2 separate regions of the Homo sapiens genome follow, and region 2 is linked to region 1. Evidence: read pairs that join two places in POLR2A ChIA-PET (ENCODE). Cell type or tissue: Panc1. All regions are shown on one strand.

Region 1 (8,000 bases):
CAAGAACAGACATATAGACCAATGGAACAGAATAGAGAACTCAGAAAGAAGACCACACACTTACAACCATCTGATCTTCAACAAACCTGACAAAAACAAACAATGGGGAAAAGATTCCCTATTTAATAAATGGTGCTGGTTGAACTGGCCAGCCATATGTAGAAAACTGAAACTGGACCCCTTCCTTACACCATATAAAAAAATTAACTGAAGATGGATTAAAGACTTAAATCTAAAACTCAAAACTACAAAAACCCTAGAAGAAAATCTAGGCAACACCATTCAGGACATAGGCACAGGAAAAGGTTTCATGATGAAAAGGCCAAAAGCAATTGCAACAGAAGCAAAACTTGACAAATGGGATCTAATTAAACTAAAGAGCTTCCGCAAAGTGAAAGAAACTATCATCAGAGTAAAGAGAGAACCTAGAGAATGGGAGAAAATTTTTGCAATCTATTCATCTGACAAAGATCTAATATCCAGAGTCTATGAGGAACTTAAACAAATTTACAAGAAAAAAACAAATGACCTAATTAAAAAGTGACCAAAGGACATGAACATACACTTCTCAAAAGAAAACATACATGCAGCCATAGGCATGGGCAAGGACTTCATGTCTAAAACACCAAAAGCAATGGCAACAAAAGCCGAAATTGACAAATGGGATCTAATTAAACTAAAGAGCTTCTGCACAGCAAAAGAAAATACCATCAGAGTGAACAGGCAGCCTACAGAATGGGAGAAAATTTTTGCAACCTACTCATCTGACAAAGGGCTAATATCCAGAATCTACAATGAACTCAAACAAATTTACAAGAAAAAAACAAACAACCCCATCAAAAAGTGGGTGAGGGATATGAACAGACACTTCTCAAAAGAAGACATTTATGCAGCCAAAAAACGCATGAAAAAATGCTCATCATCACTGGCCATCAGAGAAATGCAAATCGAAACCACAATGAGATACCATCTCACACCAGTTAGAATGGCAATCATTAAAAAGTCAGGAAACAACAGGTGCTGGAGAGGATGTGGAGAAATAGGAACACTTTTACACTGTTGGTGGGACTGTAAACTAGTTCAACCATTGTGGAAGTCAGTGTGGTGATTCCTCAGGGATCTGGAACTAGAAATACCATTTGACCCAGCCATCCCATTACTGGGTATATACCCAAAGGATTATAAATCATGCTGCTATAAAGACACATGCACACGTATGCTTATTGCGGCACTATTCACAATAGCAAAGACTTGGAACCAACCCAAATGTCCAACAATGATAGACTGGATTAAGAAAATGTGGCACATATACACCATGGAATACTATGCAGCCATAAAAAATGATGAGTTCATGTCCTTTGTAGGGACATGGATGAAGCTGGAAACCATCATTCTCAGCAAACTATCGCAAGGACAAAAAACCAAACACCGCATGTTCTCACTCATAGGTGGGAATCGAAGAATGAGAACACATGGACACAGGAAGGGGAACATCACACATCGGAGACTGTTGTGGGGTCGGGGGAGTGGGGAGGGATAGCATTAGGAGATATACCTAATGCTAAATGATGAGTTAATGGGTGCAGCACACCAACATGGCACATGTATAGATATGTAACAAACCTGCACGTTGTGCACATGTACCCTAAAACTTAAAGTATGATAATAAAATTTAAAAAAAAGAAAACATACATGCAGCCAATAATCATATGAAAATAAAAAAGCTCAACATCACTGATCATTGGAAAAATACAAATCAAAACCACAATGAGATACCATCTCACACCAGTCAGAATGGCCATTATTAAAAAGTCCAAAAGTAGGCCAGGCACAGTGGCTCACACCTATAATCCCAGCACATTGGGAGGCTGAGGGTGGATCACAAGGTCAGGAAATTGAGACCATCCTGGCTAACACGGTGAAACCCCATCTCTACTAAAAATACAAGAAAAAATTAGACTGGCGTAGTGACAGGCGCCTGTAGTCCCAGCTACTCAGGAGGCTGAGGCAGGAGAATGGCGTGAACCCGCGAGGCGGAGCTTGCAGTGAGCCGAGGTCGTGCCACTGCACTGCAGCCTGGCAGAGCGAGACTCCATCTCAAAAAAAAAAAACAAAAAAAAAGTCAAAAAGTAACAGACGCTGGCAAGGTTATGGGGAAAAAGGAATGCGTTTACACTGTTAGTGAGAGTATAAATTAGTTCAGCCATTGTGGAAGGCAGTGTGGCAGTTCCTCAAAGACCTAGAGGCAGAAATACCATTCAACCCAGCAATCCCATTACTGGGTATAAACCCAAAGAGATATAAATCATTCTATTATAAGGATACATACACACATATGTTCACTGCAGCACTATTCACAGTAGCAAAGACATGGAATCAACCTAAATGCCCATCAGTGATACACTGGATAAAGAAAATGTGGTACAGATACACCATGGGATACTATGCAGCCATAAAAAGGAATGAGATCATGTCCTTTGCAGGGACATGAATGGAGTTTGAAGCCATTATCCTCAGCAAACTAACACAGGAGCAGAAAACCAAACACCACATATTCGCACTTATAAGTGAGAGCTGAAAGATGAGAACACATGGACACAAGGTGGGGAAAAACACACACTAGGGGTCTATCAGGAGTTGGGGGGAGAAAGAGCATCAGGAAGAATAGCTCGTGGATGCTAGGCTTAATACCTAGGTGATGGGATGATCTGTACAGCAAACCACCATGGTACACATTTACCTATGTAACAAACCCTGGACATCTGGCACATGTACCCCTGAATTTAAAATAAAAGTTAGAGAAAAAAAAAAAACGACACCGTTAATTGTACCAAACAAAACTGTAAGGCACCTACAAATCAATCCAACAAAAGGTAGATACAAATTTAATTAAGAAACTATCAGCCAGATGCAGTGGCTCACACCTGTAATCCCAGCACTTTGGGAGGCTGAGACTGGTAGATCACTTGAGCCCAGGAGTTCGAAACAAGCATGGGCAACATGGTGAGACCTCCTCTCTACTAAAGATACAAACAATAGCCGGGCATGGTGGTGCACGCCTGTGGTCCCAGCTACTCAGAAGGCTGAGGCAGGAAGACTGCTTGAGCCCAGGGGGCAGAGGTTGCAGTGAGCTGAGACCCCGCTACTGCACTCCAGCCTGGGTGACAGAGCAATATCCTGTCTCAAAAAAAAAAAAAAAAAAAAAAGCAAAAGAGAGAAGAAACTATTATAAATAAAAGCTTATTAAAATTCATTAATGAAGACCTAAATAAATGAAGAGATAAAGCCATATTCATGGACTAAAAGACTAAATATCATAAAGATGTCATTAATCTCAAAAATTATTCTATAAATTCAACATGATTCTGATTAAAAATCTCAACCCAAAAAGACAAATAAAGAAAAAAAACGAATAAATATAAATATACCTATTTTAAAGAACTTACTAAACTGATTCTAACATTTATATGAGAAAGCAAAGGGAGGCCCAAGAATAGCCAAGACCATAAGGTTAGGAATCATCCCGCTAGATCGCAAGACTAAAATAGAGCTATAATAATTAAGATAGAGGTTCTAAATGAAGGAGAGATCAACAGACCAATAGAACTGAATAAACCTTGAAATGGACCTCCACACATATACACTTGACACATGACAGCAACAACATGGTAAAAGTGGTGAACAGACAGAATGAAGTGCTTCAGAACCACTGGTTATCTACATAGAGAAAAAACAAAATTAGAATCTTATTTCAAACCATGCATAAAAATAAATTCCAGATGCAAATGTGAAAGGCAAACTTTAAAACCTTAGAAGATATAGAAGAACACTATTATGATCACAGATTACAGAAAATGTTGAAACAGACAAAGAAAACACAAATAAAAAGGAAAGATATACATTTTACATTTAAATCTTAAAGTTCCATACATCAGAAGATACCATAAAGACAGTGAAAACAGCAGCCACATAGTGGAAAAGACAATTGTTATACACATAACTGAGACCAGCATTTAGATAGAATGCCTATAAGTTAACAAGGAAAAGACAAAAGAACTCAGCTTAAAAATGGGCAAGAGATATGAAGAGGCAATCGCATAAGAGGGAAAAACATAATGACCAATACACATAGAAACTGATGGTTTAACTCACTAGTAATAAGGGAAATGTACTTTTTTTTTTTAATACCCAGCATACTGGCAAAAACTGTTAAGGATAACAAAACCAAGGGTTACCAGGGGTGTAGAGCACAGCAATATGAATGTATATTTTGTCAATTTATATCCCTCCAGCAATCTTACAAGTGGAAGAAACAAAGTGGAGGATGTGCTCAGCTTATGGTCCTACAATTCCACAATTAGATATATAATCTAACAAACTAGTAACTGTGCTCAAGGAGACTTGGAGATTTATACAAGAATGTTTGCTGCAGCAGTCTACAATTGTGAAAAACTAGAAACAACCTAAATGCAATCAACAGAAGAATAAATAAGTTGTGGTATATCTATACAATGGAATAAGATTCAGTAGTGAAAATGAATGAACTAATAAGGGTAAACTTCAAAAGCATATTGTTAAGTAGGAAAAAAGCAAACTTAGAATAAGCACCATATTATATCATTAAATAAAATGTAAAAACATGGCAAACAACACTGTATAATGTTATTGGATATATGCATATGTTTTTTAAAAGTATAAATATATGGGGAAAATAAAATAAATTCAAGATAGTGGTTGTTTCTTGGGAAAAAGAGAAGGAGGAGAATTAAATCAAGGAGGAGTATCCAGGGGACTTCAATTATACATATTTTTTCTTTAATCTGGGTGGCGGATACCTACATGATCTTTATATTACGTATATTTTTGTATGCCTGAAATATTTTGTAATGTTTTAAAAATCAAATTCATGTCAAGAGGCCTGATGGTGGTTCAACTGGTAAAGTTACACTGGAAGACACTGGTTTGATATGAGGGCAAAGTCACCTAACAATTAGAGCTACCTCTAAATAAATACGCTGACATGGAAAGTGAAGACTTCCCCATCATTGGAGCTCTCTGAACAGAAGCAGATGCCCTCCTGTAGAAGACACTGCAGAGGAAAGAACCATTAATGTTCCATTTACCATCCTATCTTCACTGCAGAGCCTATACTTAGGAGATGCTTGATTAATATTTGTTGAATATTGAAATTTGAAAAGCATTTACTGCAAGTCTCCTTAAATGCTAGTGGTAGAAAATTGAAAAGAATAAAAATAACCTAACAGTAACAAAATTAAGAATATTAACTTATACTCACCAACAAGGATTAAACAGGATGAATTAGAAGACAGGAGACTGGAGGAGAGCAAAAGCAAGCTCAGAGAAACTGTCTACATTGGATTTGAAGACTATCCAGTAAATTCCACATGATAAGTAGTCTTTGAAGGGTGCTTTACAGTTTATTCACGTTATTTAATCTCCACAATAATCATGCAAAGAACAGCTTTACTTCATTCTATCAGTTAAAAAACTGAAGCTGACAAAGATTAAGTGACTTGCTCAGTATCTTACAGCCAGTTGGTATCAAGGCTAGTACTAAAACGTAGGTCTCCAGACACCAAACTCCATCTTCTGTGACACAAGTAACCCCACTCACCGGATGAGGGAACCCCACATACAGGCGTGTTGGCAGTCTAATATGGTCCCTACAGAACTTAATACACAGGTAGTAGAAAAGACAATTTAACATTCTGAATTAGCTCTATCAATTACTACATTCTTTCCTTGTCTCCCAACTTCATATTCTAATGCCACAGAGTATACACACACCCAGTGCCTTAGTTGGGGTTGCTATAACAAAAATAATGCCATAGACTTGGTGGGTTAGACAATAGAAGTTTATTCCTCCCAGTTCTGAAGACTGAGAAGTCTGAGATCAAGGTGCCAGGTGATTTAGTTTCTTCCTGGTTTGCAGACAGACCTTCCTGCTATATCCTCACAGGGCAGCAAGAGAGATCATCTCTCTGTCTCACCTTATAAGGGCACTGATCCCACTCATGAGGACCACGCTATCATGACCTAGTTGCCTCCCAAAGGCCCCACCTCCAAATAGCATCACACTGGGCATTAGGGCCTCAACACAAAAATTCGGGGAGGACACAAACATTCAGACCATAGCACTCCATCTGTAAGTCACTGATCAATCCTCACTAAGAAATTTGTAGAAGATATGATGCCACAGCTCCTATAACTGTTGCCAATTGCCCACACTGGGCTATGAAAAAAGACATTTAGGTCAGACTCACATTCATGACACAAAATCCCTGCAGAACCCATAGTGGAGTGTGAGTGGACTTAAAGCCAGCTGCTCCACCCGTTACACCCCATCCCTCTTTCTAGCAACTGGAACATGTTCCCAGCAGCACTGTAAGGAGTAGAAGATGACATGTGGCTGCCTGGTGCTGGAATTAGAGCTGGAATGGACAGCGATACCTGGTTTCCACCCTCACCCACTCTTCAACAACTGGACCATGGTTTGGAAGGACCATTAACAGGACAGAAGTCAACACTTGCATCCTCTCTGCTCAATCCTAAACTAGCTGAGAGATCTTGTCTGAATCACCAAACTTACTCAAGACAGAGCTTCAACAAGTGTAAAGTCAAAAGAAAGGTGATGGTCCCTAAAATGTCCCAGAATCTGCCAAGTGTCCACTTCCCAGCCAGGTTCAGGACAGGCCCAGGGCATGCCTGCAGAACTCAGCTCAGACACTCAGCAGATGTTTATTAAACCATCCATCCATCAACATGACTGTGTTTATGGTTAGCCCTAACAAGCATGATTAGGGGCTGGTTCTCTAATTCTGTTTTACGGGTTTTGTGGGCTCCAGGGGAAGAATAAATCAAGCAGGAGTTTACTGAGTCTGACTCAGCACACACCACCAACATTTCAATCAGACCAGAGTCTGAAAAACAAGCAAATATCACTCTCCCTACCAGTCCATCTGCTGTCTTGATGAAAGATGAAAGTAAATGGAATGAAGAGCATAGGGAAGAGAACCAACCTGTGTTTATGATGCCATGAAGACCACTCCAGCACACAACAAAGTTCACTTTCAGAGTGAGGCAAGAGTGTGTAAAAGCCCCCTCCTCCTCCCAAGAGGGTAACTACTCACTCCTACCCATCAGCTGAGAGTCCAACCACACATCTGCCATTGGTGCGAGTCTATCACACAATATGCACACTGATAAATCTGGCTTTCAAGAAAGGCTAGGAAAGTTACAGACAAGCACTTACGCCTATTGAGGTCTTAATAAGTCACAGAACAACTAGGCTGCCAGAAGGAACATTAGAATCCATCTTCTTGGTCAAAATCATTAGAAACATAAGTCCTAGAGGACGGAAAATTGTATTGTGGGCCCTGTTCACATTGACTAACTGCTTTGTACTGTTGCTTAATTTTTTTCAGTAATGTCCACAGGCCAGGCACAGTGGCTCATGCCTGTAATCCCAACACTTTGGGAGGCCAAAGTGGGAGGATCACCTGGACCCAAGAGTTCAAGACCAGCCTGGGCAATATAGTGAGACCTCGATTCCACTAAAAATAAAAAGTTAGCCAGGGTGGTGGTGCATGCCTGTGGTCCCAGCTATTCAGGAGGCTGAGGCAAGAAGATCACTTGAGCCCAGGAGTTCAAAGCTGCAGTGAGCCATGATCATGCCACACCACTCCAGCCTGGGCAACAAAGTGAGATAGCGGCAAAAAAAAATAAAATAAAATAAAGCGCCATAGTATCTCTTCCACTAAACTGTATGTAGCCTGAGAGAGAGACAAAATATCTAACACATACCTACCTAATGTCCTCGCCACCAAAAATACTGCCTGAATATGAAAAGCACTCTATTCACACCTGTTACCAAAATAATTCTAAAAAGTCCACAGGGTATACCAAGCTTGTGCAACACCATATCTACATCACATGACCCTTGCAGCCAACACTGTCTTGTTCAAGTTTATGTCCCTAAC
Region 2 (8,000 bases), 88 kb before region 1:
CTAAATGAGCACCTTAAACTTTTTCCATGTTTCAAATAGATGAAGTCTGCCTAGACAGGAACACATTTTGGTTTTTTATAATGGCATTTTCAAGTGACAATTTCTGGGTAGTTATTAAGAGCTGAAATGTTCAACATATAAAAAACTGTTCTTAGACCTCCTATTGTAAGGTAAAATGACATGATACAACTATCATAACACATATACTATAATGCAAATTCAAACTTCATATACATGAAAAACACTAAAATAATCTTTTTATTTATTTATTTATTTATTTTTTCAAGATGAAGTCTCACTCTGTCGCCCAGGCTAGAGTGCAGTGGTGCAATCTCGGCTCACTGCAACCTCCGCTTCTTGGGTTCAAGTGATTCTCCTGCCTCAGCCTCCTGTGTAGCTGGGACTACAGGCCACTGTGCCCAGCTAATTTTTGTATTTTTAGAGATGGAGTTTCTAAAAATACTCCTGACCAGGTTGGCCAGGCTGGTCTCGAACTCCTGATCTCGTGATCCGCCCGCCTCGGCCTCCGAAAGTGCTGGGATTACAGGCGTGAGCCACCGTGCTCAGCCTAAAATAATCTTAACCAACTGTTCAACATTTGAAAATAAAAATAGAGACATTTATTACACTGTTATCATTCAACAAAACTCACTGCACTTCAAGGAAGGCACATAAGACCACTACACATGCAGCCCACATTCAAAGCACCTCTGTCACTTTTTCCAAAGATTCGACAGAAGCCAGCCAGATTGCCCTCTTGTGCTAATGTTGAAAAAATTTAGGCACTTTCAACATTTGCCAGAGTCGAGTTGTAGGCTGTGTGGCATATATCAGAGCCCACAAACAAGAGTGCTGCCCCTACAGTCTAAAAAATCCCATTTCAATAAAGCAAGTGATCCAGGTCTTATAAGATATTAACAACAGAGCATTAATCAAGCATTATGGAAATGGCCTATAAAGAGACAGTGTGTGAGCCCAATTCCAGCAACAGAAATATAGAGAAGAATTATCTCATTAAGCAGAAGTTTGTGGAACAGAATACTGAGTAGCTTTCCAGCAGGCCACAGATAATTTACAAAACGATTGCAAAGGGCACCATTTGCTTATACAAAATAGCATCTTTCATCTAAAAACTCCAGCATGCCATTTGACCAGAGGCTGTTTTGTTAAAGTCTTAAACATGAGAATTGGTCCCAGTTTTCAAGAGTCCAGCCACTTTCCCTACTAGGCAGATGGGAAAACAGTCAATGGGTAATTAAACTGGTTTTGGCTTTGGGCTGCTGCTAGTTTTCCTTGCTAGGAAGGGGCTTCTTCACAGTAAGATGGCAAGCCAGGGATAATGACAAGAATATGTTATACCACCACATTTTACTTGGCCCTCAGAACTCCTCAAAATGCTCTCTTATTTCTGATTGCTACATGGTCTCATGAATGTAGCTGAATCAAGCAGGAAACAGTCTGGCATCTGCCCAGCACATCACATGGCATCATAGACACAGGAAATTTTTAATCAGGACAGCAGGCAAATGTTCATGGCTCTGAACATGACTACAATTGCAAGGTCACTCTGCTTCTGATCCAGCTCAAGAATTTGCCTGAGCCCCTCATTGTCACTGACCTACATTTCCATGAACTATCTCCAACATCTTCTACTCAGCCGTTTTCACAGGTCTATAACACCTCTACACACTGGAGAGGGTGGTAGAAAGCCCAACACATCCTCATACTCAGAGGGTATAATACTGGAGGGCAGGAGGAGTCAATTTGACAATGTAAGTATCAAAAGCATTAGAATTCTCCATACCCTTGGGTGCAAAATTCTATTTAGAAATTTATTCTTAAGGAATAATTTTGAATGATTTTGTGATGTAACTACAAAGATGTTGACAGCTGTGAGAAACTAGAAACAAGCTAAATGTCAAAAAATGGGATCTGGTTAAATAAATATATGTATTAATAGAATGTAACTATACTCAGCCATTAAAAACAATGTTGTAAAGGATTATTTAAAGATGTGAAGTAATCATATAAACTATTAAGTGAATAAAGAAGATCACAAAACTTTATGCATGGTGGCTGAATGTGGTGGCTCATGCCTGTAATCCTAGCACTTTGGGAGGCCTAGGCGGGTGGATCACTTGAGCTCAGGAGTTCAAGACCAGCCTGGGCAACATGACGAAACCCCATCTTTACAAAAAATACAAAAAATTAGCCAGGTGTGATGGTGCGGCCTATAGTCCCAGCTACTTCGGGGGCTGAGGTGGGAGGATCACTTGAGCCTAGGAGGTCAAGTCTGTAGTGAGCCGAGATCAGGTCACTCCACTACAGCCTGGGTGACAAAGTGAGACCCTGTCTCAAAAAAACAAACAAATAAATAACAACAACAACAACAAAACCAACAACAAAAAAACCTTTATGCATAACATTTCATTTTTGTTAAAAGCATTCCATTTTTGCAACAATTACAATCTGAAAATCTGAAACAGTGTCAGTCTGCTCGGGTTGCTATAACGAAAGTGTCATAAACTAATGGCTTAAACAACAAACATTTACTTCTCAAGTTCTGGAGGCTGGAACATCCAAAATCAAGGTGTCAACAAACAGATCCAGTGTCTGGTGAGGGCCTGCTTCTTGGTTTGCAAATGGCAGTCTTCTCACTGTGTCCTCACACAGCCAAGAGAGTGAACTTGACTCTCTTTCACTTCTTCTAAGGACACTAATCCCATCATGAGGGCCCCACCCTCATGACCTAATCCAAGTCTAATTACCACCTCTTGATATCATCCCATTGGGGGTTAGAGTTTCAACGTATGAATTTGGGGGAGACACACTCAGTCCACCCGAAGAAGATGTGTACCAAAATACTTAATAGTAGCTATTTCTGGCCAGTGGGAGAGAGCTGGGGTTTTTTTGTTTTTTTTTGTTTTGTTTTGTTTTGTTTTTTTTCTTCATCTTTTCAAAACACTTTATACAATATATATGAGTCAGGCTTTACATTAAAAAAAACAGAAATTACTGTTTAACAATAATTAAATGCACTGTGGAAACATCTCACAGGGTTAAACACCCATCTGTGGGATGATCACAACATTCCAGAACCAAATGCAATGACATTAGGATTTCTGCCAGTGACATGCATTATAACGTGGTGCCAACCAGAATGTTGCTTCACTGAGTGTTTCTTAAGGTCTTAAATAAATGGTGCTGAATATAGATCCATCACACCAGGAATACCCCATCTTGATGCCATAATTACAAGTGTTATTTTAACATTTACAAAAAATATATAAGTAAACAAAAGTTAAGCAAAGCAACTACGAAGGAGGAGGAGAAGGAAGACTTTGCTTTTCTAACCTCCAGGCAGCATCTTATCAGGCTTAGCCCCTTCTAGGACCTCCTCCTAAAGTTTGAGAATAATCTCAGAACCTCAGTAACTCCTTATGTGACAAGGATTCAGAATTAAAATATGATTCCAGAGGAGGGAGAGTGCATACATCCTTTCTTTCTGGAATTTGCATGCATAGGGTTTTGTTTTTCCTCCACCACAAATCCTCATTCCAAATATTATAATAACATTCCTCATTATTATATTTGGCTTTAATATTGTAAGTACATATGTAAAAATGCAACTTTAGAAACTGCATTACTATCCTATAAGTGATTATAGCAACCCTAGACAGTAGGTGAGAATGCTCATTCCTACGGAATATCAGAGGTAGAAGCCTATGCAATCTGTCCTAATGCACATGGCAAGTTAATAGGAGAGCCCAGCTTTGAGGACACAGCTGCTGACTCAGCAGTCTCCTCACATTCCAGTCCTTTGCATAACTGGCTGTTCAGATAACCCCCATCAAGACTTGAGTTCTTCAAGGCATCAGATTATTGACCAAAAGGCAAACGTAATCTGTATGGCCACTGATTCTAGGAAGTAGGGCGGAATTATGTTACCACAGAATGAAACATGAGCTCACAACTAATGTCACCAAATACAGACAGTCAGTATTACAAGCTGCATCCTCCCCAAAGATGTCTACACACTAATCCCCAGAACAGTGAACATGTTACTTTACATGGCAAAAGGTACTTGGCAGGTGTGATTAAATTAAGGCCCTGCAGATGGAGAGATTATCCTGGATCAGCCACTGGTACAATGTAATCACAAGAGTCCTCAAAAGTGGAAGAGGAAGATAGAAGAGATATATCTATGGAAGAATGGTCAGAGAGATGCAATAATGCTGGCTTTGAAGATACAGGATGGGGCCACGAGCTGGGGAATACCAGCAGCCTCTTTAAGCTAGAAAAGGCAAGGAAAAGGATTATCCTCTTGGAGCTCCAGAAAGAAACAGCTGTGCCAGCATCTTGATTTTTAGCCCAGTGAGACCCATAGTGAACTTCTGATGTACACAACTATAAGATAAATGTGCTGTTTAAGTCACTAAGTTTGTGGTAATTTGTTACAGCAGCAATAGAAAATAATAAACAGACTATATTGATTATTCAACAGCTGAAATCACGGTTCTCACTGCAACACAATAAAGAGGACTACAGCTTGGATTTAATCTAACTTTCTCACTTCAGTCAGTCTCAGGGGAACTACTGGAAAACAGGGCTGCCAGGTTCTCTACAGGCATCCTATGGAGACCTTTCCCATTGTGTGGGACATGGTATTGGTGGAGGAGAAAGGATGTTAGAACGTCCCACGATGTGGTGGAAAGAGTAAAGTGCTGGAGTCAGGCTCTTCCACATACCAGATGCAATAATCCACCCAAGTCACAGTTTTCTCAGCAGTAACAATGTAAAAATACAGGCCAGGCACACGTTGTTTTAGTGCATTTCACTCTGTTGTGCTTTACAGATATTGGGGTTTTTTTGTTTGTTTGTTTTACAAATTAAAGGTTTGCGGCAACCCTGTGTCAAGCATGTCTATTAGTGCTATTCTTCTAACAGCATGTGCTCACCTCATATCTGTCACATTTTGTTAATTCACACAATATTTCATACTTTTTAATAATCATCTCTGTTATGATAATTTGTGATTAGTGATCGTTATTGTTACTATTGTAATTTTTGGAGGGCACCTTAAACTGTGCCCATATGAGACAGCAAACTTAATCCATAAATGTGTATGTGTTCTGACTGCTCCACCAACCAGCCATTCCCCCATCTCTCTCCCTCTCCTCAGGCCTCTGTATTCCCTGAGACACAATAATATTGAAATTAGGCCAATTAATAACCCTACAATGGCCCATCAGTAAAGTGGTCAAGTGAAAGGGAGAGTCTTACCTCTCTCACTTTAAACCAAAAGCTAGAAATGATTAAGCCGGGTAAGGAAGGAATGTCCAAAGCTGAGATAGGCCGAAAGCTAGGCCTCCTGTGCCAAACAGTTAGCCAAGATGTGAATGCAAAGAAAAAGTTCTTGAAGGAGATTAAAAGTGCTACTCCAGTGAACACATGCATAATAAGAAAGCAAAGCAGCCTTATGGCTGATATGGAAAAAGTTTGGACAGTCTAGATAGACAAATCAAACCAGCCACAACATTCTCCTAAGCCAAAGCCTAATCCAGAGCAAGGCTCTAACTCTTCAATTCTATAAAGGCTGAGAGAGGGAACGAAGCTGCAGAAGAAAAGTTCGAAGTTAGCAGAGGTTGGTTCATGAGGTTAAAGGAAAGAAGCTGTCTCTGTAACATAAAAATGGAAGGTGAAGTAGCAAGTGCTGATTCAGAAGCTGCAGCAAGTTATCCAGGAGATCTAGTTAAGATCATTGATGAAGGTGGCTACACTAAACAACAGATTTTCAATGTGAATGGAAGAGCCATCTATTGGAAGAAGAGGCCATCTGGGACTTTCATAGCTAGAGAAGAGAAATCAATAACTGGTTTCAAAGCTTCAAAGGACAGCTAGTGATACAGCTGGTGACTTTAAGTTAAAGCCAGTGCTCATTTACTATTTTGAAAGTCCTGGGGTCCTTAAGAATTGTGGTAAATCAAGTCTGCATGTTCTCTATAAACGGAACAACAAAGACGGCATGACAGCCCATCTCTTTACAGCATGGTTTACTGAATATTTTAAGCCCCCTGTTGAAACCTACTGCTCAGAAATATATTTCTTTCAAAATATTACTGTCATTAACAATGCACCTGGTTACCCAAGATCTCTGATGGAGATGTTCAAGGGGATGAATGTTGTTTTCATGCCTGTTAACACACCATCCATTCTGCTGCCCATGGATCAGCAGTCATTTTAACTTTCAAGTCTTATTATTTAAGAAATATATTGTGTAAGGCTACAGCTGCCATAGATAGTGACTCCTCTGAAGGACCCAAACAAAGCAAATTGAAAACCTTCTGGAAAAGATTAATCATTCTGGATGCCATTAGAACATTCATGATTCATGGAAGGAGGTCAAAACATCAACATCAACAGGAGCTTGGAAGAAGTGAATTCCAGTTCTCCAGGATGACTTTGAGGGGTTCAGACTCCAGTGGAGGAAGTAACTGCACATGTAACAGAAATAGCAAGAGAACTACGATGAGAAGTGGAGCCTGAAGATGTGACTGAATGGCTACAATTTCATAATAAAATTTTAATGAATGAGGAGTTGCTTCTTAGGGATGAGCAAATAAATTGGTTTCTTGAGATGGAATATACTCCCTGTAGACCCGCTATGAACATTGTTGAAATGGCAACAAAGATTTAGATAAACTTAGTTGATAAAGCAGTGCAGCAGAGTTTGAGAGGACTGACCCTAATTTTGAAAGAAGTTCTACTGTAATGCTATCAAATAGTGTCACACGCTACAGAGAAATATTTGGTAAAAGGAAGACTCAATCCTTGCAGCAAATTTCATTGTTGCTTTATTTTAAGAAATTGACACAGCCACCTCTACCTTCAGCATCCAGCACCCTGGTCAGTCAGTAGCCATCAACATCAAGTGTACCTTGTTTTTATATGCACTTGGAACCAAAATATTTGTGTGACTCACTTTATTGAGATACTCGTTTTATTGCAGTGGCCTGGAACCAAACCCGCAGTATCTCCAAGGTATGCCTGTACCAACTTGACAGTATTGTGACCGATTATAAGGTTCAATGACATTATGTATGAAAGTACCCTGCACAGTGACTGTCAGGAAGCAGACACTGTAAATGATGACTGTCGTAACAATTATTGTAATAATCTACCTCTTTCTGGGCCTCTGAGTAAAAAGCCATGTGACTTTGTGTTCAAATCTCTCCAGACCCTGGCTTCCTCCTCTAGTACATGAAGAAGGAAGATGGCTCTCTGACCATCTCACTGTACAGCTCTGAGGATTAAAATAACAATGTAAATAGAAGCACTGTGAAAAATACAAGCCCAATGCAAATGTCAAGTGGGACTTTTTTCAACTCTATCCAGGAATTCTCCAGAGTCCTTCATAAAGCTGGCCTTCTTAGGTCATCCCCAGAAAAGATGTTGCATACACTTGAAATCAACTCAGACCATACTCAGTGGTCTACCATGTTTCCTGTCTGATACAAGGAGAGTACTGAACAAAAATCTTTGAGCATCTGAGATACTGATGGCTTGTGAAGCCATGAATGAAATAAATTGGGCATTTTGGGCTCCATCCTACAAAGGAAGTGCCCAAATCAATCCCCTCATTCCTGGCCATCAGGAAGCATCCACTCCAGTGAGCAGTTCATGTCAACATCACCCCCTAATTCAAAAGGCCCTTGATAACTGTTATCCAGGGGGCAGCTGGTACTAGAAAAGCCCTTAAAAATAAGAACCAGAACTTCACAATAGTGAAAAAATAAGAGCTGACAGAATTAATCTTTCAAAATGAAGTAAAAATTATGCAAATAAGCTTATCTAAAATGTAAAACCTTATTTAAAATGTGAAATATTTAGATCATATTGAATTTTGCATTAATTCTTAGGCTAGACTGAGTTATTGATTTATTGTTGTAATTTTTTTCCAACATCACTACATAATAACATGACATCCTTTACTACATCTC

The links. Peaks named below come from ENCODE experiments on the same cell type or tissue, not always from the same donor. Only the 100,000 strongest peaks of a DNase experiment are listed, where the experiment ranks them.
Region 2: POLR2A ChIA-PET joins it to region 1 with 11 read pairs; 2 of 35 experiments call an interaction of 5 or more read pairs at or near these places.

What each region holds. Positions count from the first base shown.
Region 1 is chr1:162,093,309-162,101,308 of GRCh38, reverse strand. The region is part of intron 1 of NOS1AP (nitric oxide synthase 1 adaptor protein); the gene reads right to left. Among named protein-coding and RNA genes, the nearest start is that of NOS1AP, 28 kb to the right of the region's middle. In Panc1, no CTCF peak of the experiment used is centred here; no DNase peak of the experiment used is centred here; H3K27ac peaks cover 2,423 bases.
Region 2 is chr1:162,181,341-162,189,340 of GRCh38, reverse strand. All of the region lies in intron 2 of NOS1AP (nitric oxide synthase 1 adaptor protein), which reads right to left. Among named protein-coding and RNA genes, the nearest start is that of MIR4654, 28 kb to the right of the region's middle. In Panc1, no CTCF peak of the experiment used is centred here; no DNase peak of the experiment used is centred here; H3K27ac peaks cover 4,337 bases.